Regions from separate parts of the Homo sapiens genome. Here all the other regions are linked to region 3. Evidence: chromatin loops called from intact Hi-C (ENCODE). Cell type or tissue: gastrocnemius medialis. All regions are shown on one strand. Region 1 has its middle 160 kb from the start of LRIG1. Region 2 has its middle 240 kb from the start of KBTBD8. Region 3 overlaps LRIG1 (leucine rich repeats and immunoglobulin like domains 1).

Region 1 (8,000 bases), 260 kb before region 3:
GCATTGCCCATTGTCAAGAAGATGTATTTTACTTTTGGAAGTTTAGGACTGCTGTATATAGTATACAGCAGCATTTAAAGTAGATTTCAAAGGCTCAATAAAGATCATCACTGCATATTTTTTGGATAAATAAAATTTGTAAGACCATATCTGGAGGACAGAATTCAAACACACAACTAACAATGCAAATATCAAACCCGCAGCATTCTACAAATTGCATATGACATTTGTATATCCTGATCCTGATTAGAACCAAGCTCTACAATGAGATGGTCGTGGTTGCAGAGGAGACAGAAACAATGCTAATGGCTCAGTAATTGAGGACATACGATGTGCTGTCTTTGGCTATGCACTTTATGTGCAGCATCTTATTTTATTCTCACAATAACCCAAGAGGTAGGTACTCTTTTACCTCCACTGTATAGATGAGGAAGCAAAGGCACAGAGAAGTCAAGTAATTTTCCCAAAGTTCTAGTAGATCACAGAGTATTCAGGAAATATGATGGAAGTTCAATACTCCTTATTGCTCTACCCTCTGGCCTCAATAGATTTGGCCTCAGATAGTCATAGGACCCTATATGGTGGTGGCCAACCAATTAATTTATTTAGATACACATATGTGGAAAACAACAAAAAAGGAGTATGTTTTTACCCACATGCTTTTGATGTTTGAATATTGCCATTGCTGGGTCTAAATTGAAACTGACCATCAGCAAGTGTCTAAAGAGCAAATAGATGCCAATCTGGTGAAGACTGATCACATTTCCATTTACAGGGATGCTAGACTTTTTTCTGGAGTTGGGGCACCCAGCAAAGCCACAGCCAGCTCTGGGTCTGTGTTGTTAAAGCCAGCTGATGTTTGTTGGGAAATCACCATGTGCCAAGCACAAGGTGAGAACTGCCCATACGTTTTTTCATTTAATCATCAAAACAATCCCAGTACTGTGGCAACTACTGTCCTTCCCATTCTCCAGATGAGGCAAGTGAGATTTAGAGGGGAGGGACCCAGGCTTCAAAGCAAGGTCTGTGTGACCCCAGAACCTCACCTATCCTCCCTTTTCAGCATGGACTGTGTGGGGTTCAGGTTAGTGGAAAGAAAAGGGAGGAATTTCAGTTCTAACTTTGCTGTTTCCACAACTGGCAGTTCTGTGAAGGTCCTTTGTCCTCCAGATGGACTTTAGTTTTTCCCCTTGTAAAATGCAGATAATGCCTCAAATATCTCATAAACCATCAATCACTCTTTCAACAACCTGGAACTTGTGATAGAAATCAAAAGTCTACTTTTTTCTGAGAAACACAATGTTATAGACATTTTGTTGTCATAGTGGCCACACATGAAAAGTTTTGAGGATCAAAACTGTAGTAGTAGTATAGAAATGTATTTGATAGTAACATCTGATTCTGTCTTATAGAATAAAATTCCCATGTTCCACCAAGAAATCTTTTGTCTGCTCCTGGGGTGAGAACTGCTGCACAAAATAACCTTAATAACTTCACCTCTAACTCTAAAATGTGACCAGTTTCTGACCACATTTCTCAATTTAAAGCGCAAAGACGGGGTAGCTTCTGTAATTTGCACATCGTGTTCCATGTATCTTGCCTTCTTAATACAAACAAAAGCTAGGCTGGTAATTACACCTAGAAGATAAAGAAAGCATTGTAAGATGTTTAAAATAGGCTGAGAACCAAGAGCACTAGTGGTAATTAACAAAGTATATCATTGAATAAAACAGGTAATTAGCCATGATAATGGAAATGTACACAGGACCTAATTAACAGAACTTTTCCTTACTATCTCTTGGGACAGACAGTAAACATTTTGTATTTAACTATCACACCCATGTGCATAATTTCTTAGTTGATTTTGGCCCAACTGACTGGGTAGTAGTCAAAACATCCAAAAAGTTGAGGTCAGTCAAAATGCTGAAGTTTTTTTATTCATACCATTTCCAGTGAGCCAAAGACAACATCAGTATGAATTGAAAGTGTTCTAAGATATCAAACCAAGATTCTTGTAAGAATTGCTTTCACCTGATGTCTGTGTTAGCAGTTCCTGTAATCCCAAAGAAATGACCCTTCATCCCACTCCTTCCTTTATTCTAGGATGGAGAAAGGTCTTAATCCCTCAGTCAACTGCAATCTGGCTTCCATGCACATTAGTTTAGCAGATCTGCTCAGGATGGAGTTTCCAATGGCCACCATATTGCCAAAACCAATAGAAGCCAGTTGATATAATTTCTCCTTATCCTTCTTGACCTCTTTAGTACTTTGGACTCTGTTGACCACTCCCTTCTTTAAAACGTACCCTGTTCTGTGATGCCCACCCTCTTGCTTTTCCTCCTACCCCTATAGTTTTACCTTCTCCATCTCTTTTACTGGCTCTCATTTTTTTGCCCTCTTTTCCCTTTATGAATAATCACTATGTAATCTCATGCCCACAACAATTCTAATTAAGCTGTTGCTTCCTTTACATTTCTACTCCCAATGCGTTAGCTCCAGCACTCAACATTTGTCTCCTGGATTATCTCATTACCTTCCTAATTTTTCTCCCTGCTCCCAATTTTCCACCCCCAGCCCAAATCCATTCTGTAGCAATATTTTCAAACTGAAGCTCTGATCCTGTTCTTTGTTCTCTGTTTTCTGGGCTTCTTTTTACAAAGTCATTTTGTATATGAGACAATTACGGTAGTTTGTAACTCCTCCGGGCTAGGTAAGTGACTCTAGAGGCTGGGGTGATAGAGGCAATAGCTGCTTTCACAGACATGTGCTTCCCAAGGGGAAAGTTATACCAAGGCCAGACTGAGGGGCAGGTGACTCTCCCAGGACTTTCCAGAAGCAGGGGTTTTGCCACCTGAAATACAATTGCTGGAATACATTCTGATCATTCATAAGCCCAGTTTCCTAGTCAAGTTTCATTCTGGCTTAAGGACAGTATATGGATAAGCATCATAAGCAGGCAGAACCAGTAATTCCCTGACTCAAGTATACCAGGAAAGTCACTGGCTGATATTCTTATTTCCTGTTATAGTGCCTGTTTCATTAGGATTAAATTAGGCTGCTAGTAATACAAAACCTAAAGTCACAAAACCTAGATTGAAGTTGATTTCTCTCTTACACAAAGTCCAAAGGTAAGCAGTCCAGGGCCGGTAAGGTGCTCCCTGATCATCAGATACAATCTCCTTCCAAGTTCCTGCTCCACTATCATCAGCACACTACTTCCAATCTGGCCGCTTGAGCCCCAGCCTTCATGTCTGTGTTCTAGCCAAAAGGAACAGCTATAAAAAGACACATCACCTTTCTTTCAGGGCATAGTTCCTGGCGGTTGCACAGACCGCTCTTCTTGCATACCGTTAGCCAAACCTTAATCACATGGTCACCTTAGCTGCAAAGGAAACTAAGAGATGTCATCCATGAGGGTCATGATCTCAGCTAAAGAATGAGTGTTCCATTGCTAAGGAAGAAGGAGCAAATTTACTTACGAAAAACCATCTTTGCTGCAGCACCTGAAAGCCCTTTGTCAGAGATGCAGACTTTTAGTTCTGAAAGATTTTCATTGACAGACTCTACTCTCTCTCTGTTTGGTACCATCATAGGTCCTTGCAGGCACTGATTTATCAGTTCTCTTCCAATGTGACATCAAGATCAAGGGGATGTCGGAGCAGATGGTGAAAATTACCACCAAGAAACAGAGGAGATTTTAAACCAGAAGGAATAGGACTGATGTGATAATACGCACAATCCACTAAATAATTTCAAGGGGAAAAGCAAAAAAAAACAAAAAAAAAAAAAAAAAGAGAGAGAAGTTAGGGCCTGGTCTGCTGTGTGGGCTTGGAGTCAAATTCCCTCCTCTGTGTACTGGGAATAAGTGGGTTATTATGAGGATGAAATGGTGAGGACATCTTTACAGCCCTACGTACCTTCCCTTGATGAACAGTAGATATTAGTCAATGTTTCTGTGACTAGCTACAAATATTACTTTGAACAAAAACCACCAGAGGCCAGGCATGATGGCTCATGCTTGTAATGCCCACAGTTTGGGAGGCTGAGGCAGGAGCATCACTTGAGACCAGGAGTTTGAGAACAACCTGGGCAACATAGTGAGACCCTGTCTCTACAAAAAAAAAAAAAAAAATTAAATTACCAGGCATGGTGGTGCGCAACTACTCAGGGTACTAAGGTGGGAGGATCACTTGAGCCCAGGAAGTTGAGGCTACAGTGGGCCATGGCCATGCCACTACACTCCAGCCTGGACAACAGAGAGAGATGCTGTCTCAGAAAAAACCACACACACACACACACACAGACAGAAAGAAACCAGGTTAAATATATAGATCTGATGTCTTCTGTTAGCCCAGTTGATGACCAAGTACCTATTATAAGTTTCATGAAGACCAGAGCAGGACCTGTTTTGTACACCATTGGATCCTTGCTGCCTAGCACAGCACCTGGCATGTGGTAGATACCCAAGAGATATTCATTGAGTTAAGTAAGCGAATGACCTGATAGAATAAGATAAATTGTACAGCAAGTAGTCAAGAACATCATAGTACAGACTGCATATGAGTTCTAAATCAAATTAAGGGAAAAGTAGTATAATGAGCAGCAGCATTTGGAAGGGAAATGGAAAGAAGAACTTACCAGTACCCTTGGTGCTGGCAAACATTTGGCAAATTTGTTTGTTTGTTTGTTTATTTTGAGACGGAGTCTTGCTCTGTTGCCCAGGCTGAAGTGCAGTGGCGTGATCTCAGCTCACTGCAAACTCCACCTCCTGGATTCAAGCAATTCTCCTACCTCAGCCTCCCGAGTAGCTGGGATTACAGGCGCACGCCACCATGCCTGGCTAATTTTTGTATGTTTTTAGTAGAGGCTGGGTTTTACCATGTTAGTCAGGCTGGTCTCAAACTCCTGACCTTGTGAGCTGCCCACCTCGGCCTCCCAAAGTGCTGGGATTACAGGCTTGAGCCACCACGCCCTGCCAAATTTGTATTTTCTTTACATACACTTAGGAGTTTGGCCTTTTATTGTTTTTGATTTTTTTTTTGAGCTTTCTAAGTCTTAGCTGATGGTTTCTAAATTAGAATAGGATAAAAAATGTAAACTGGAATTGATTTAATTAATCTGTCAAATACAGATAGGAAAAACCTGTTACGTGGACCCATGTTAAACGACACACATGAAAAATTTTAGTCCCGTGAGCTATTGGCAACTTCCTCTAGTCCGGATGATTGCTTTTCCCTTGAATTAAACACATCTAAATGTGTGTAAAATTCTCTAGCAAATACGGTGACCACATGAATAAGTCAGTAAAAGCTTTCTTTTTTACAGGTTGGGGCAATCTGTTAATGAGATATTTACAGTGTCAGTACCATCATTCCAGGTTCGTCACAGTCCATTTAATATCCACCTGGACATTGCATCATGTAACCACTAGAATGTGTAAATATTTCTCACCAGAATTACCAATAGCCCATACTGGAAAAGATTTATAAATCTTGTTCTTTTTGTTTTCACTTTTTTTAAATTTTCTTTTCTTTTTTTTTCGAGACAGGGTCTCTCTCTGTCACCCAGGCTAGAGTGCAGTGGCGTGATCATAGTTCACTGCAACCTTGAACTACTGGGCTCAAGCAATCCTCCTGCCTCAGCCTCCCAAGTAGCTGGGACTAAACGCACATGCCACCACAACTGGCTAATTTTTACAATTTTTTTTTTTAGAGATAGGATCTCACTGTGTTGCCCAGGCTGGTCTCGAACTCCTAGCCTCAAGCCACACTTCCTTCTCAGCTTCCCAAGGCACTGGGATTACAGGCATGGGCCACTGTGCCCAGTGTGTTTTTACTTTATAAGAAAATCATATATATTTGCCATTGGACATTCTTTTTTTCTCATATACATCTTGTACCCAACTTTATTTAGCTTGCTGTATAATAAAGAGTGAATCTCAATCTATAATTCAGGTATGTAAGAAATAAAATTTTATTTTTCAATTCTTTGCCTTAAGTACTATATCAAGTCTCCTATCAACAAAGATGGGAAAAAATTAATTTCTACTGACTTAGGATCTTCCCTCTTTCCCGAGAGTTGTTGCTCAATGCCAAGGATGAGACTTCCGTTGTGCCAAGGCAATGGAAGGGGGTTCATGTACTCTCCCGCTGAATCCTCTCCATGTGGCAGATGCTGTGGGTGCTCAGCACAGTCCTCTTTCCCCAGACTCCTGCTCTCATCCCCTGGCTGCTGAAGGTCTGCATCATTCTCAGGAGTATTGTCCTCCGCTGAGTGGAGCCACTTCTCTTAGAAAAGCCTGGAAGATGATGAAAAAGGCCCCTTCAGGTCCCTCTGTAACTAATGATGGACGGAGCAGCATTAAAGCTCGGCCTTCGTGCCTCAAGATGGAACAAATTCTGTGATGCAACTTCACACTGCAGGGTTCTCCATGGGATCAGGCAGAGGCTGCTTTACTCCTGAAGCCATGTCTCTGCCTAATTTCTTCCCCTGCCCTATTCTGTTTGCTTTCCTCTCTTTCAGGTTTCTCCTGCGTACACTACCTCAAGCAGTCACTTTCACAAGAATCCCCATCTTGGGCTCTGTTTCTAGGGAATTTGACCTAAGGCAATTTGCACAGAGACTCCCATCATCCTTTATCTTCTTAGGTTGTCAGTCTGTTCAGATTTCTGCTGAGTCAGCCCCTGATCCTATCTGCGAAGCTTCTTTTTTTTTTTTTTTTTTGAGGTGGAGTTTTGCTCTTGTTGCCCAGGCTGGAGTGCAATGGCTCAATCTTGGCTCACCGCAACCTCGGCCTCCCAGGTTCCAGTGATTCTCCTGCCTCAGCCTCCAGAGTAGCTAGGATTACAGGCATGTGCCACCATGCCCAGCTAATTTTGTATTTTTAGTAGAGACGGGGTTTCTCCATGTTGGTCAGGCTGGTCTTGAACTCCTGACCTCAGGTGATCCGCCCGCCTCGGCCTCCCAAAGTGCTGGGATTACGGGCATGAGCCACCATGCCCAGCCAAAGCTTCTATAAATCTAGTAGTTGCTCTGCTATGTCTGTGCCACTCTGGGGATGTGTAGAAATTCTTCTCCTGCAGCGTGGGAAATGTAATGACGCTGTTAAGGCCTGGTTTGCTGGGATGACCATACAGTCCTCTCTTCTGGAATCTTGCTGCCTCATCAGAACTCTGCCTGGCACAGGAGGCACAAGTACCTTTCCCTCTGATCCCAAAACCTTATCTGGGGAAAACGCCATCTCCTCTCCAGGGATAAGGCTAGAGAGTTAAGGGTCATGCAGGTCACAAGAATGAACCTGCGTCTTAGCTCTCACGTTATGCCTTTGACCCTCCTCACCCAGTCCAGGAGTTCTTTTCTAATTTTAGGAGCAAGAAACCTTGCTCAGACTGACTATGTTTTCAGCTAGATTAATTGTCTATACCGTAAGTCTTTTCTATTCCTTCATTGTCTTGGCCAGTGATGTTCCAAAGAGATATAATGTGGCTATAGTCGTAAACTACATATGTTTATTCTCTGTAGCTACATTTAGAAGAAAGCAAGCAGATAAAATTAATTGTAATAATACATTTTACTTAACTCAAAATATTTTCATTTCAATGTGTAATCAGTTTTAAAAATTAATAATTATTTTAACTCATTCAGGCTCCTATAACTAAATGGCATAACGCAGGTGGCTTATGAATCACAAAAATTTATTTCTGATAGCTCCGTAGGCTGGAAGTCTAAGATCAAGGCACTGGCAGGGGTATCTGGTGAGGGACAGATTCTTGGTTCATAAGTGGCAGAAGGGCACAGAAACTCTCTGGAATTTCTTTAACAAAGATACTAATCCCATACATGAGAGCTCCATCCTGATGACCTAATCACCTCCCAAAGGCCCACCTCCTAATACCATCACACTGGGGGTTAGGTTTCAACAAGTGAATTTTGGGGGGGACTCGAACATTCAGCTATACCGGTAATTAAGTGCTTTACATTCTCTTTTGCACTAAGTCTTT
Region 2 (8,000 bases), 350 kb before region 3:
ACTCTATCCCCATCAAGCTACCTTTGACTTTCTTCACAGAATTAGAAAAAATTACTTTAAATCTCATATGGAACCAAAAAAGAGCCCATATAGCCAAAATAATCCTAAGCAAAAAGAACAAAGCTGGAGGCATCATGCTACCTGACTTCAAACTATACTACAAGGCTACAGTAACCAAAACAGCATGGTACTGGTACCAAAACAGATATGTAGACTATTGGAACAGAACAGAGGCCTCAGAAATAACGCCAGACATCTACAACCATCTAATCTTTGACAAACCTGACGAAAACAAGCAATAGAGAAAGGATTCCCTATTTAATAAATGGTGCTGGGAAAACTGGCTAGCCATATGCAGAAAACTGAAGCTGGATCCCTTCCTTACACCTTATACAAAAATTAACTCAAGATGGATTAAAGACTTAAATGTAAGACCTAAAACCATAAAAACCCTAGAAGAAAACATAGGCAGTATCATTCAGGACATAGGCATGGGCAAAGACTTCATGACTAAAACACCAAAAGCAATGGCAACAAAAGCCAAAATTGACAAATGGGATCTAATTAAACTAAAGAGCTTCTGCACAGCACAAGAAACTATCATCAGAGTGAACAGGCAACCTACCGAATGAGAGAAAAGTTTTGCAATTTATCCATCTGACAAAGGGCTAATATCCAGAATCGACAAGAAAATTAAACAAATTTACAAGAAAAAAAACAACCCCATCAAAAAATGGGCAAAGGATATGAACTGACACTTCTGAAAAGAATACCTTTATGCAGCCAACAAACATGAAAAAAAAAGCTAATCGTCACTGGTGATTAGAAAAATGCAAATCAAAACCACAATGAGATACCATCTCATGCCAGTTAGAATGATGATCATTAAAAAGTCAGGAAACAACAGATGCTGGAAAGGATGTAGAGAAATAGGAACGCTTTTACACTGTTGGTGGGAGTGTAAATTAGTTGAACCATTGTTGAAGACAGTGTGGCAATTTCTGAAGGATCTAGAACCAGAAATACCATTTGACCCAGCAATCCCATTACTGGGTTTATACCCAGAGGATTATAAATCATTCTACTATAAAGACACATGCACATGTATGTTTATTGCAGCACTATTCACAATAGCAAAGACTTGGAACCAACCCAAATGCCCATCAATGATAGACTGGATAAAGAAAATGTGGCACATACACACCATGGAATTCTATGCAGCCATAAAAAAGGATGAGTTCATATCCTTTGTAGGGACATAGATGAAGCTGGAAACCATGATTCTCAGCAAAGTAACACAGGAACAGAAAACCAAACACTGCATGTTCTCACTCATAAGTGGGAGTTGAACAATGAGAACACGTGGACACAGGGAGGGGAACATCACACAGTGGGGCCTGTCAGGGGGTGGGAGGCTAGGGGAGGGATAGCATTAGGAGAAATACCTAATCTAGATGACTGATTGAAGGGTGCAACAAACCACCATAGCACATGTATACCTATGTAACAAACCTGCACGTTCTGCCCATGTATCCCAGAACTTAAAGTATAATAATTTTTAAAAAGTACTATTTGGGAAGGAGGTTGAAAAGGGATTGCCCAATACTTGGAATACATTTTAAGATCGAGTCCCATCATCTATACAGAAAATTGTATGCAGTCCATTGCCGGAGGCACTGTGATGAAATCTCCTGTGGAGTAAACAAAGAGAGAATAAGCATCAAGACTCAACAAGACTGACTCAACCGGAATCAGAAGAGGACTGGCAAGCTCACAACAAAATCATAATACTGGTCACAAAATCCTCCCTAAGGCTGCCAGTTTCCAGAAGTGTAGCCAGAGCAAATCAGCATGCTGAAAGACAAGTATGAGAGGCTCAGACAATGAGACTTTTTTTTAAGGCACGACACATTCTATAGCTCACCTAGAGAGGTGCTGCAGATGATAAGAAAAATGGAGGTCTTCTTCTGCAGAGAGAGTAAGACATCAAAAAGATTGCAAACCTCAGGGTGATTTAAAAGTACACTCGTTGTCTTTTTGATTTTTTGAAGAAGTGTTGAATTAGGCCCCTGTTAGCTAAAGACTTACAGACCCAGGCCAAATTCCAACAGTCTCAACTCCTTCCAGCCAGCTCCAGGAAGCTGCTGTACAGATTTTTGGGAAGGGAGCCTAAAGAGCTAGAACCACCTGGTTTCAGGGTTACTTGGGAGCATCGAGTTTGCTTGACCTGGTTCATTAAGGGCCATAAAATAATAACCAATTTTTCTAATCTGAGCCTTATTACTGGATAATAAGTTGCATATTTTATTCCTGCCGTGGGTAAGGAACGCTCCATTTGTCTTGTTCATCCCTGAAATGAAAATTGCCTACTTTCTGATACGATCCACTGATAAAAACATTGTCTTAACAAATTTTTCTGAGGAATTTCCCAGACCACAGTGAGGTATGAAAACCAAGGCTCTGGAAGCCAGCTGGGGTGCAACAGACCCAGGGTCCAAGGATTTCCCGAAAGTTACCTCTTTCATTCAAGTTGGTGGGAGAGTTTCAGGGCCAAGGGAAGTCATCAGGTTGCCAGACAACCAAGGAGGGCCCTGTCATCGTCTTCACCGGAGAGAGTGACAGCATCGCTCTTGGATTTGCTAGTCATTTATTGGAATCCCCCTAGAACTTAGGATAAATTGGAAAGCTGAGTGTCTTCAGAAAAACTTTGCAGATTGAAAGTCTGTAAACCAAAGTTGCTGGTTTTGATTTGAGGCCTGTGCCAAACACACACACCCTCCTAAACTGACAGGATCAACCTAGCCACCAGCCCCCAAAACACAAACACCCAAAGAAAATAAAGATTCCAGATCCTGAGAATACCTGTACATTTAACTGCAACCTCTACCACCTTTGGTAAGATAAACAACTCAGACAGGGCTTCAAGTGACCTTTTAATCACAATAAGTGGGTTGCGCAGGGCCCTCCAGAGATTGTAATTGGGCTCACTTGTAACAAAAGGCAACCTTGACCACAAGCAGAGTAAAATCAGACAGGGGCACAACCTCTGCCCTTGCTCTGTAAACTCCCAGCTTTTTATTTATGTATTTTTATTGCTGATTTAGATTTTTAGCACTTGACTCCAAGATAAGAGCTCATGCAGCCTAGTGTTATCAGTTCACTTTTTTTCAGAAAAAAAATGGCATTCTGTTTATTTTATTTAAAACTTTATATTGGCCGGGCGCAGTGGCTCATGCTTGTAATCCCAGCACTTTGGGAGGCCGAGGTGGGCAGATCACCTGAGGTCGGGAGTTCACGACCAGCCTGGACAACATGGTGAACCCCTGTCTCTACTAAATATACAAAAATCATCTGGGCATGATGGCATGCACCTGTAATCCCAGCCACTCAGGAGGCTGAGGCAGGAGAATTGCTTGAACCTGGGAGGTGGAGGTTGCAGTGAGCCGAGATCGCAATGCTGCATTCCAGCCTGGGCAACAGAGTGAGACCCTGTCTCAAAACAAAGCAAAACTTTGTATTGAAAATCAAGCAGAAGAGAGAGACGGAGCAAGAAGAGGAGAATGGAATCATCGTGAACACTTCTTAATCGCAACGAGCATCATTTATTTTCTCAACTTGTGATTCATAGGATTTCATAAGACATCTAATCCACCCTTCTCATTTTACATATGAGGAAATTGAGGGCCAAAATAACTTGTCTAAGGTCACACATGTTTATGGGTGCAAATATAATGTTAAAACTTATTCCTAGCTACTGGTTAGCTTATTATTATTCAATTTCCTGTTCATTCTTTCCATGAGAGTTGATTAGCGTCCAAAAATTTGTGTTTAAGGAAAAGCCTGGCTCGTTACTACCAAAAAGAAGGGAAGACTCAATTGGACAAGCCATTTTCTATCTGTCAAGGCCTGAGAAAGCTGTTGCTCCAAGCCCTGGTAAACAGTGCCACCTCGGGTAACCAGATAGCCCTGAGGGTCATAGTTGCAAGGCTCAGGACAGTAACCTCACTTCCACTTTACTCTCTCGGCTTGGAAAAGAAAACTCTAGAATTAGCTATCCCACTGTCTTACTAAGACTTGTATTATTTTTTTTTTTTTTTTTACCTGCAAGGATTCCTTGCTTTTGCAGAAGTTAGACATTTAAGTTAAAAAATCAGGCCCCAATGGGGAAACCCTACCTCTACTAAAAATACAAAAAAATTAGTCAGGTGCAGTGGTTCACACCTGTAATCCCAGCTGCTCTGGAGGTTGAGGTGGGAGAATCTCTTGAATCCAGGAGGTGGAGGTTGCAGTGAGCCGAGATCATACTACTGCACTCCAGCCTGGGCCACAAAGTGAGAAAAAAAAAAGTCGGTTCCCGGAATATGCAATGGTGATGTTTTAATTTCATGCAAAGAGCAGGTCTTTAGTTATCTGAGTATGTGGTTCTCATTTTCCTTGACTGGACTACTGGGAAATTCAGAGGCCACAATAACGTGAAAACAGTATTTACAAGTAGCGTATTGTTGTTATTACAGCAATTTATCAGTCTCGCTTGTAGCTGGACAAATCTTCTTTCACATTGCCTGAATTAGTGTTTTTAAAACTTTTCCTTTGGAGAAATCTCTTCAACTTCCTATTTCAATTCACCATACAGTTTCTACATGACAGAACCAACATCATGTATATTTGGTGTTTCTTACTTTAAACTGAATTTTAGATTCTATTCTTTATACGTAGATTGAAGAGAATCGTTGATTCACTTCAGAATTCCTCAGCCTCAGCACTGTTGACATTTGGGGTTGGATAATTCTTTGTTGAATGGGACTGTCCTGTGGATTGTAAGATTTTCAGTGGCATTCTTGCCCTCCACCCATTGGATGCCAGTAGCACCTCCCCTCCCACTGTGACAACCAAAAATGCCTCCAGACATTCCATGTGTCTTCTAGGGTGCAGAATCACCCCTAGTTAAGAACCACTGGCTGAGTGTGGTGGCTTATTCCTGAAATCCCAGCACTTTGGAAGGCCAAGGCAGGCAGATCGCTTGAGCTCACGAGTTTGAGACCAGCCTGGGCAACATAGTGAGACCCCATCTCTACAAAACATACCAAAACATTAGTTGGGCATGGTGGTGTGTGCCTGTAGTCCCAGCTACTCAGGAGGCTGAAGTAAGAGGATGGCTTGAGCCCAGTAAGCAGAGGTTGCAGTGAACCAAGATTATGCCACTGCACTACAGCCTGGGCGATAGAGCCAGACCCTGTCAAAAAAAAAAAAAAAAAAAAAAAAAAAAAAAGAACCACTGATGTAACTCATTCAGAAAGTGACCCCGGTAGAATGTAAGCTCCAGGAGAGCAGGAACTGTCGGCTTTGTTCATCGCTGTATCAAGCACATGTTAGATGTTTTTTAGAAAAAGCATTTGTTGATTGAAAGACACAATGTGGTGTCGAAGGGAAAGCCTTGGATTTAGAATCCTCGGACATCGACTGCCACTCCCCTAGCTGTGCTGTTTGTCAAGACCACTTTATCTCTTTGAATCTTAGCATATTGGAGAAATAATCTTAGAGTAATACGTATTGAAGACAATAATACATATTGGAGAAAATAATCTTTACCTTAACTTTACTATCTTGTGAATTTCAAACACGAATTTGTGTGACGATGTTCAGAAACTGTGAAATGACCTTCAGATCTGAAATATAATGGAGGACAAATGCCTTGGAGTAGATGCTGAATTTGAGACTAAAACCCAAGTCCACCTCAAACACGGTTCTTTCTTACTCTGTCACCAAGCGCTCTAACCCAGACTGTTTGACCTTGAAGTAAGGTAAGGACAGAGGAAGGAAATGGAGCTAGATCTAACAGCTCCAGAAAACCAGAGGGATGTGTTATGACTGAGTTGTGACACATGCCTGTTTGTGATTTCTTTGCACAACATAGACTGTTCTATAGTAACCTAGAGGAAAATAATGTGTTCCTAAGCAAGATGGCACAGTAGTAGGTAGGCATTAAGAACCTTTCACGCTACAAGACTATGGTTTCCCTACTCCTTTACCTTACAGACAAAGTGAGAGAAAAATTATGTGTATGTGTGTATGTGCATGTATAAACACAAAATTTGCCTGTATTCTCATTTTCCCTCTTAAGTAGCCAGTTTTGCTGGAGGCCTAAACACATCACCAATCCACTTCTTTTTTTTTTTTTTTTTTTTTTTTGAGACGGAGTCTTGCTCTGTCGCCCAGGCTGGAGTGCAGTGGCGCAATCTCGGCTCACTGCAAGCTCCACCTCCCAGGTTCACGCCATTCTTCTGCCTCAGCCTCCCGAGTAGCTGGGACTACAGGCACCCACCACCACGCCCAGCTAATTTTTTTTGTATTTTTTTAGTAGAGATGGGGTTTTACCATGTTAGCCAGGATGATCTCGATCTCCTGACCTCATGATGCCCGCCTCGGCCTCCCAAAGTGCTGGGATTACAGGCGTGATCCACTTCTTAGAGAGTCCAGCCACCCATCCACTTCTTAGAGAGTCCAGAATAACGATAGAGAGTAGATGAAGAACATCCAGAGGCCAGGTTTCAAGAGAAAGGAGAGAGGATATATAGGTTACACCTGCGTATGAGTGGGATGCTCTCAGAAGATGTACAGGAGCCTTCCTTAGGAAGCCCACCTCATAACACTTGGCCATTGATGCCCCCAGAGTTACCTGGAGCTAGATATTAATGAGCTGGAAGGTGATTGTGGTACCACGTTACCAGTTCTACAGGAACTAGAATCAGCTGCCCTAAGGGTTCGTACCTCAATTGTGCTATGAACAATTTTTTTTGGCTATGGGTAAGGCACTTGGCTTTTGTAGGCCTCAAGTTTCTCACCCAAAAAAGGGGAATAATATTGGTGATCCTGTCTAACTTGGAGTGAAGGGCAAATTCAGTGAAGAACTTAGCATTTTTTTTAGCACTTGTAATTGGTTGTTCTATTAGAGATCTCCAGAGAAACAGAACCAGTAGGATGTGGTTGTATGGGGTGTGTGTGTGTGTGTGTGTGTGTGTGTGTAAAGAGAGTGAGAGAGAAATTTAAGGAATTAGCTCATGTAACAGTGGGAACTGGCAATGCTGAAATCTGTGGGACAGGCTCAAAATTCTAGGAAGAGTTGTTATGGCAGTCCTGTGTTTGAAAGCAATCTAGAAGCAAAATTCCTTGTTTCTCGGAGAATCTCAGTCTTTTCTCCTAAGACCTTCAAATAATTGATTGTTGGAGGCCCACTTACATTATGGATGGTAGTTTGCTTTACTCAATGTAGATTTAAATCTACTGATTTAATTTCTTATCACATCTGACATATACCTTCACGGCAACATCTAGATGGATGTTTGACCGAACAGCTGGGCACCATAGCCTAGCCAAGTTGACACATGAGGTTAACCATCACAGTTGTGAAAATATAGTTGACCTTTGAAGAAAACAGGTTTGAGCTGCGTGGGTCCCCTTACGTGTGGATTTTCTTCCACCTCTGCTACCCCTAAGACAGCAAGACGAACTCTTCTACTTCCTCCTCAACATGAAAGCAAGGAAGATAAAGACTTTTGATGATCCACTTCCACTTAATGAATAGTAAATATATTTTCTCTTCCTTATGATTTTCTTAATAGCATTTTCTTTTGGCTAGCTTATTTATTGTAAGAATACACTATATGATACATATAACATACAAAATATATGTTAATTGTTTCTGATATCAGTAAGGCTTCCAGTCAACAGAAGGCTAGTTAAGTTTTTAGGGTAGTCAAAAGTTGTACTTGGATTTTTGACTACAGGGTGGGCTGGGACCCCAACCCCCATGTGGTTCAAGGGTCAACTATAACTAACTGTATAAACTATTTTTTAAAACTGATCATTAGCATTTTCTGTCTTACAAAAGTAATGCACACTTATAGTAAAAAGTCAAACATTACTGAAACATATCAATTCTTACTATCATTATGATTAATAGCCATTATTTGTATAATTCTAAGTATTAAATAATAATTTAC
Region 3 (8,000 bases):
TTCTTATAGTGACCCCATGGAGTCAGTGCTCTTGGATATCTCCATGTTAGTAGATGTGCAGGTTTATTCAGCCAGCAAGCTGCAAAATTAGGATTTAAATCCAGGTAGTCTGACGCCAGAGCTAAAGCGGGTCTCCTAGCACAGTGGCACAGAGTCCAGCCTTTGGTAGGCAGACCCAGGGTTGAATTAATTCTAGCCCCTTCCCTACTGGCTAAGCTGTGTAAAGTCTTAGACAGGTTACCTGGCTTCTCTCAGCAGCACATTCCTCATGTGTGAGATGCGGGTGATAATAAGAGCCGCCTCCTATTCGCTCTCCTTTCTATTCCTTTAATGGGCTTTGCCCTTGCCTGGAACTCCTGTGCCCGTTTGTTGGCCTGGGTCACTTTTTGTTTTGTTTTTGGTAGAGATGGGGTTTCGCTATATTGCCCTTGCTGGTCTCGAACTCCCGAGCTCAAGCGATCCTCCTTCTTCGGCCTCCCCAAGTACTGGATGGGCATAAGCCGCCACACCCAGCCCTGGTTCACTTTTACTCAGCCAAAAAAGTCACTTCTAGGAAGCTCCCTCTTGCCCTATGAACACTCGAGTCGGCCTTGGCATGTGCTGTCATCCATTTTGATTTGCCTGTCTTCTCCCAGCCCCTACTCACATGCACATGTGTGCGACTAGACTCCACAGTTCTGTCGTGCACTGTTCTAGCCTTGGTGTGACCGCAGTGTCAGGTACAGCGTGGCTGCTCATTTGCTGTCTGTCCAGTGAAGGGAGTGAAAGCTCCTCTTCATCCTGTGCATGGCTGTCATTGCAGGCACCTGGAGTACAACAGCCTGGTAGAAGTGAACAGCGGCTCGCTCTACGGCCTCACGGCCCTGCATCAGCTCCACCTCAGCAACAATTCCATCGCTCGCATTCACCGCAAGGGCTGGAGCTTCTGCCAGAAGCTGCATGAGTTGTAAGTGTCCTCGGCTCTGGGCTGTGGCAGTGTTTTTAGACACTGCTTGGAGGTGAAAGTGCTAGGCCTGGTTCGTTCCACCACACAGTGGCCTCGGGGAGGGCTCAGAGACAGGCCAGTAGCCCTGTTCCCAAACCAGCCAGGCCCAGGGTGGAACCCTCAGCGATTTGAGCCCCAGTCCCTTCCTCATCTCCCCTTCACTTCCTCTGCATTTGGATTAGCAGGGGCTCCAGGAGTAGCAGCTAGGTCCCTGCAGGGAGCCTTGGCCCCCAAGGTCCTGTTGGGTTTGGAGACAGTTCCAGGGGTAGAAAGTTCCTGGGGAAGGGCAGCTATGGCAGAGTGCTCACAGGAGCCATTTTGAGAGTGACTGTGTGTTAATGGCCACACCAAATAGCATGTGCTTCTTCAGTGAGGGGGTCATTTGGGCTCAAACAGAGACAGTGAAACGCTGACTGTGGATGAATTTGTGTCCTCGGAGTCGCCACCTTCCTTCCTGTAGATGAGCTGCCCAGGTTCTTGGCCCCTTCCCTTTCTCTGTTTTGCACCGCAGTGGCCTGCTGGCAGAGGCTCCTGTGCAGTCGTGTGCGTGCTTAGTTCAGAGATGTGTGGTGTGGTCCTCTTGCTCCTTTTGGAGATTTCCAGACAGGGGTCCCAGGTTGAGACTGAGAACTGAGCTTGTCTTGCCCAAAGTTCTGAGATTAGTAGTGACAGACTGTCGCCTGGGTAGCGATGGGCAGTGGCCCTGGCCACCCCATCATGTCAGGGTGGGGTTACTGGACAGTGAACGCAGCATTCCTAAGGACTCAGAGAACATCTTTACAAGTCTATAGTTTGTGTTTTCACTGTTCTTTCCATTTGATATGCTCCAGTTTAGTCTACTGTGTTTCTTTATTTTTCACAAGAGTTGGGTGGGTTTTTTTGTTTTGTTTTGTTTTTTTCTTCCTTTTCTAGGCTTGGCTGTTGGAAAAAATTCACCCACTGAAGTGAATGATTGTTAAGAGTGCCAAGCCTCAGTCTGTCCTGTCTCTCTCTTGACCTCACCAGGCAAACTCAAGGGGATGCGTGAATCTAATGTGGATTCTTGCAGCTGGTGTTTGTGTCTGGTCTTCTGTGTTCTCCTCTCTCTCCCTGTCCTTCCTTCCCTCCTCCTCCCCCCCTCCCCCCACCACACACACACACACACACACACACACACACACACACACACACACACACTGACTTGGAGTTTATATTTTGGTGACTCCATCATTATCTAATGCAAAACACAGTGGTCCTGCCTCTTTCCTAACTTTTCTTGGATTCTGTGAGTGTTAACCCTTTGGTTTCAGCTTCCTACGCTTCAGGGCCTGCAGTTGTGCATTCCATGTGGTGCTGGATGGCTCCTTTCAGGCTCTGTAGTCAAGCTGTGACCCCACCAGGGGACTCCTGGTTTTGTTGGTCAGGGCCGGGAGGTGTGGGAAGCAAGAGAGGTCTTTTAAGTCCCCGAAGCCTGAGCCAGTCCAATTCTTAAAGTGAGGGGCCATCCTCTGACTCACCAGTGTATCGTGGCCCCAGGGATGGCATGCTGTCTTCTGCGGGGTCCGGGATCCCCTCTCTAGCTGGTGGAAGGCATGAAGCCCTCTTCCATGCCCTCTAGAAGGGGCAGCAAAGATCACAGAAGTGCGCTTGAGCAGTCCTAGCAGTTTGCACCATATCCAGGTAACCTCAGAGGCAGATTTGGGATTGCTTCCCAGCATGTGTTTCCCACCCCTCCTTTAAGCTAAATTCTTTAATTGCAGGTGAGGATATAATTTTGATCTCCTGCCAGGTCTGTTTAACTGACAGACACCCTGACTTATTTGTCCAGGAGGGAAAGAATGCTGCTCCTAGCTGCCTTTAAAAGCTCATTAATCTTCTCTGAGTTTATTTTCCATCTTCCTATCCCTGCCCCAGCCCCAATTTTTCAACGATAGATGACCAATATGTCACGTAAGCAACCCAGAGGTGCAGGAGTGCTGGGAGGAAGCTTTGATTCTGAGGTTCGGGCAAAGCATGTGCTTTTACCGCCTGCAGTAGGGGATCATGCTCTGAGGTCCACGTGGATGGGGGCAGGGAGGCCTGAGCAGGAGCCTCCTGCCCTGGGGGAGTTGCCCCACTAAGGCATGAGGCACAGGTGTGGTTGTCCCACGCAGGGGCTAGTGGTGCCCTCTGCTGGCAGATGCAGGGAGTGTGACTGGGGCTCCCTGGCTTGCTGCGGGGTCATCTCCAGAATCCCAGGCTTCTGCTATGAGAGAGGTCTTTTGTAGCCTGAATCAGGAGCTGCCTTGGACAGCATGAAGGCGCTGGAGCTTGAGAGTTGTTGTGTGTCATGACCTCGTGTGTAGTCTTCACAGTTTAACAGCCACCCTGGCCCCTGTGACCTATGCACCCATTCTACGAGTCAGACTAGTGTGTTGGGCACTGATGAGTTTCTAGCTGCATGGCCACTTTTACCCCCAGGATTCTGTGGGTGTGGGTGTGTGTGTGCACGCACGCGCGTGCGTGTGCATCTGTGTCATTTCCCACTGAAACCCAGCTGACTGTGGCCCAATTTCCGGTGGGGTGGGGTTGGGGGGCAACCACACTAGATGGTGACATTGCTGCCCTCCCTTTCCTCAGGGTCCTGTCCTTCAACAACCTGACACGGCTGGACGAGGAGAGCCTGGCCGAGCTGAGCAGCCTGAGTGTCCTGCGTCTCAGCCACAATTCCATCAGCCACATTGCGGAGGGTGCCTTCAAGGGACTCAGGAGCCTGCGAGTCTTGTACGTCTCCCACTACTGACAGGATAAAGGGGTCCCCAGTGGGGAGAGCAGAATAGAGCAAACCATCTGCTTTGTTGAACTCCATTTGCGTTGGCTTCGAGTCAGAATTGGATCCAAAGCTGGCTTGCTCTATGTGCAGAGTCTCAAACTTTTATGTAATCAACTGAAAAAGAACTGGTTAAGCAGAAAAATCTCTCATTTCCCCAGGATGGTGCCTAGAGAGGGATGGCAGCTCCTAAAAAGTAGTTGTTCTCAAGCAGTGATGCCCACGTTGTGCTGGACAGGATGCTGGCTCCTAGTGTTGGAAAAAGCTTCCCCACGCTGAGCGCCTGGTGCAGCCTCCAGTTCGGCAGCCGTGGGTCAGTCTTTCCCATCTTGAGTCTTCAGCTGCAACTTCCAAGTCCTGAATATTTTTTCTCTAAACCATGGGAATACTGCAGTGCATCTCTCGTCTGAGCATTTGAACTTCTTCAGCATAACCTGTACCAAGATGCCTCCTTTCCAAAAGCAGCACTTAGGGAATCCTGTGTCTCTCCTTGTACCTCGTCGGGGGTCAGTTAACAAAGTGGAGGTGCTAATGCCATTTCCCTTGAAGTCCCTAATTAGATGGGGTTGGCAAAAGTGGCTGCAGGATGCTTTTCTGAGGCTTGTATAAAACTTTTCCATGGTTGGCTTCATAGAACTTCCAAGCAGCTGTCAGCATAAAACCCCCAGAGAGGGGCATGCAGGTTTCAGAGGACAGTGGTGGCGGGTTCTAGGGTCTCCTTCTCAGGCGTAATCCACTGCACAGAGAGGGATCTGTTCCAGTGTGACAGGGAGGGAGGCCTTTGCACTTGCACCTGGCAGAGCCGGCTTTAATGTGGAGCCATTGCCAGGGAGTGTGAAAGAGGCCGGAGCCAAGCTATTCAGGCCAGGTCAGCCTGTGAGCCCATACAAGGCCCAAATAACAAGGCTGGGAACATTCAGACTGAGCGGGCCAGAAAGGAGAGAAAAACTTTGGCAGCCAGGGCTAGGAGCAGAGAGACAGGCACACAAAGCCACAGCCCCGGGTCCCTGGTTCCTGGTTTTTTCAGTATGCAGATGATAGGAAGGAACCCATTGAGAGGAGAAGTCCCTTCCAGCAGCAGAATCTCCACTATTTGACCTTCCTGCTGTGACAAGAAAGGTCACCGCCAGCATTTCACTCTTCAGTCAGAGCTGCCCTCTCTGCTGGCAGCATTGATTCCTGCTGCAGCTTCTCACAGGAGACAAGAGTTCCTTTTCTCTCCCTGGCCTGTGTCTGCAAGGGCTCGGGGGGAAAATTTAAGAACCAAGAACCTTGTGGAAAGTTGGAGAGGGCAGGATGGGGGCCTGGTCTCCAGGTGTGATGTCTCGCCTGGGCACTGTGACCTGCTCCTGGAAGCTGGGAAGCCATTGAGTCATCGGCCATGGGATTTGCATTGTTGGAGGGGCCTGGGCTGAGTTGGCCTCATCCCTCTGATCCTGGCGAGTGGGTCACAAGTCTGACTCAGCACCCAGATGTCCTCCCTGGCTCAGAGTCAGCGCCCTGCAGGCCTTGGGAGGAGATGGGCTCCGGGCTCCAGACCCACTGGCTGGTACGGAGGCGCCCACGGGCCGGCCCTGTGCCGGGTCTCTTTCTTCCATGTGCTTTCTGCAGTTTCTCGGTCATGTCCAGAAAAGGGACTCTGGTTGGTATGAGAGCAGACGGGAGCCTTAAGGAACCTTTTGGGTTGATTCTCAGTGCTGGGGCCAGATGTCCGCTCTCTCGGGGCAGAATACAGACTGGGCTGTCTGCACCACCTCCCTTCCCTTGAGTGTGGCCTCCGCAGACAGGGAGGCAGGTGGAGCCCAGGGAAGTTTCTTGTCTAAGGCATGTGTCATCTTGGTTGGAAGGCTGAGAAACAGGGCTTCCCTCCCAGGGCCACGTGTCTCTTCACCCTACGTCCCGGCTGTGCCTCCAGGGTGCATGCACCCAGGGGACTTCAGCTTCCGAGCAGCAGGCTGGGTGAGAGTTTGCTTTCCCTTCACGCCCCGACTGCTCGGTGAGCTGCTTTCTGTCCTCTCCCCAGGGATCTGGACCATAACGAGATTTCGGGCACAATAGAGGACACGAGCGGCGCCTTCTCAGGGCTCGACAGCCTCAGCAAGCTGTGAGTATCCGCCGCACGGAGCTCCGCCGGCAAATGCGCGGGACACACTTGGGTGGGAGATGTTTCTGTGGCGCCCCCCGCGCCTCTCTGCTCTGGGCCCAGGCGGAAGAGGAGCTGGCTTTTGTTTGGGGCAGAGCTTGTTTTGTTTGTGGAGAAGAGTTTGAAGAAGAGGGTGGGGGACACCCCACTCCTTGATGGCCTGGGTGTTGGGTTCTTGGGGGCTGGCAACCCGGCGTTTGGCGGCTGGTGGAGCTTCTCTTGGGCTTCACTCACAACTCACATGAAAACTGCTGAATTTGCTGTTGCCCTTTGTACAAAGGAGTCTTGCCCTGTTACTGGGTTTCTCAAAGTTGTGTAAAGGTCAGTAAGGTGTGAGGGCGGTGGGGCTCCTGTCAGTACTTTCGTCATTAACCATCATCTCAAATAACCACGTCATTTCCAAGGGTCGTAGTAGCAGCTATTTTGAATGTATGGTTTGGGGTCTTTTTCTTTTTTTTCCTAGCTAGCTCCTAGATTTTGCCAGTTAATCTGCCAAGCACCTGTGTGTGTTGTACCTAATGATCTCATGAGGGCAGGCTCTGTTAGGCAACCTCTTTATTAGTTGAGGAAAGAGAAGTGAGGGGATTTCGCCCAAAACTACACGGCTGGCAAGTGGCAGGCTCAGGATTTGCTTGTTTGGCTCCAAAGCCCACGTTCCCTTCCCCTTGGCCCGCCCTGTTTTCTCTGCGTGTAACCAGCACTTTCTGCAGATGCCACCCAAGGACCGTGCAGGAAGGGGACGAGAGTCATTATTACTGTTTACTAGCAGCTCGGAGGGAAGACTGGAGGAGGGCAAGACAGAGAGGACGGCTGCCGCTCGATTCCCCCAGCCCGTCCCCAGTGACGGGGAGCTCAGCAGAGTGCGAGTGTCAAGTAAATATTTGGAAAGCCCTAGTGGAGCTCGATGATAGAGGAGAGCCTGTGGTAGGGAGAGTCTTTTTATATAGTAGATGCTTCTGATTTGTTTTGAAAAGCGTGGCTTTTTGCACCTTTTATATACAAGGGTCCTGCTTAGGAATAAGCTCTGTTGGCTGTCTGAAGAAGGTACTTCTTGAGCGTCCTGTACTCCAGCAGCATGTCGGAGATGCTTATCAGTGATTCTTCTCCTTATTGTCCCTAAAACAATGCTGATTTTCCCCAGCCTTTAACCCATACGTGACCCCTTTTTATCCCATACGGGGCAAACCTGGGAAGAGCCAGAAGTACCAAGTGGGGTGGGGCAGAGGCCTTCTTAGCAAGAAGAGCTCCAGGCCTGGGATGTGGCTGCTGAGGTGTTCAGCACTGGCGCCACCACTCAGCATAAGCCTCCCTGACCTCGGCCATAACCGATTGAAGGGTGAGGGTGGTGAGAGTGGGCAGCACTGCCAGGTTCCTCGTGGGGCGTGTCAGTCCGGAGGAACCTGGAGCCGTTTCCTGGGTGTCATGGCTTCCAGGAGGCTCTGTCTCAATACAGAAGGCCCGTGAGGTGTGCCTGGCCCTGGGTCGCCTGGGCTTCCAGTGCTGCATGAGTCCGCCACTGCCTTCCTGAGTGCCCGCCCTCTGTGCCCTGGTGCTTTCTCCTTTGTCCCCCTGCTGGACTAGGCTCAGCTCTTCCACCTGAGCCCCAAGAGGTCAGCCCAAGCCCCTGCTTTCCTCACTCACATAATGTTGTTTGTAGTGAGCTGGTCCTGAGACTCCTGGGAACTTGTTAAAATCGAAGCCTCACCCCACCCAGCCACTGAGTCAGCATCTTGGGGCTGGAGACTCTGTGTATGTTTGAAAAAGGGTGAGAGAGAAAGACATGCATCCAAGTGGGGAAGCTGGGACAATAAATAAACAAGAATTCCTTAATATGATTAAATATATGCAATCACTTATTTAAGTGTGATGCTATCATGGTTATGTGGCAAAAGAAAAAAATGAATCATTTTCTTCTTGGATAAAGAAAATGGTATGATGCCTATGATTTGGATTCCATAAACTCCTGCTGGGTTTGAGAACGGGCAGTGGCTAGAGGTAGAGATGAGGTGAGATTGGCACGACCGGAGGAGGATTGGCACTGTGTCACGGGCACTTGGGGTTCAGGATACTACTCCGTCTACCTA

The links. A loop is a pair of places that touch in the nucleus more often than their neighbours do. Peaks named below come from ENCODE experiments on the same cell type or tissue, not always from the same donor. Only the 100,000 strongest peaks of a DNase experiment are listed, where the experiment ranks them.
Region 1: it touches region 3 in a loop (4-fold over the local background); 4 of 110 quality-filtered maps call a loop at or near these places.
Region 2: a loop joins it to region 3, with 4 times the contacts of the local background. A loop is called at or near these places in 3 of 110 quality-filtered maps.

The regions. Positions count from the first base shown.
Region 1 is chr3:66,660,456-66,668,455 of GRCh38, reverse strand. No RefSeq gene overlaps it. Among named protein-coding and RNA genes, the nearest start is that of LRIG1, 160 kb to the right of the region's middle. In gastrocnemius medialis, no CTCF peak of the experiment used is centred here; a DNase peak (open chromatin) is centred at 3,255; H3K27ac peaks cover 1,490 bases.
Region 2 is chr3:66,757,228-66,765,227 of GRCh38, reverse strand. No RefSeq gene overlaps it. Among named protein-coding and RNA genes, the nearest start is that of KBTBD8, 240 kb to the left of the region's middle. In gastrocnemius medialis, no CTCF peak of the experiment used is centred here; DNase peaks (open chromatin) are centred at 1,757 and 3,937; H3K27ac peaks cover 3,889 bases.
Region 3 is chr3:66,403,075-66,411,074 of GRCh38, reverse strand. LRIG1 (leucine rich repeats and immunoglobulin like domains 1) reads left to right here. Exons shown (of 19, transcript NM_015541.3): 7 at 803-946; 8 at 3,584-3,727; 9 at 5,797-5,877. Among named protein-coding and RNA genes, the nearest start is that of LRIG1, 94 kb to the left of the region's middle. In gastrocnemius medialis, CTCF peaks have their summits at 2,916 and 3,136 (motif pointing left); DNase peaks (open chromatin) are centred at 3,084, 4,658 and 5,204; H3K27ac peaks cover 6,385 bases.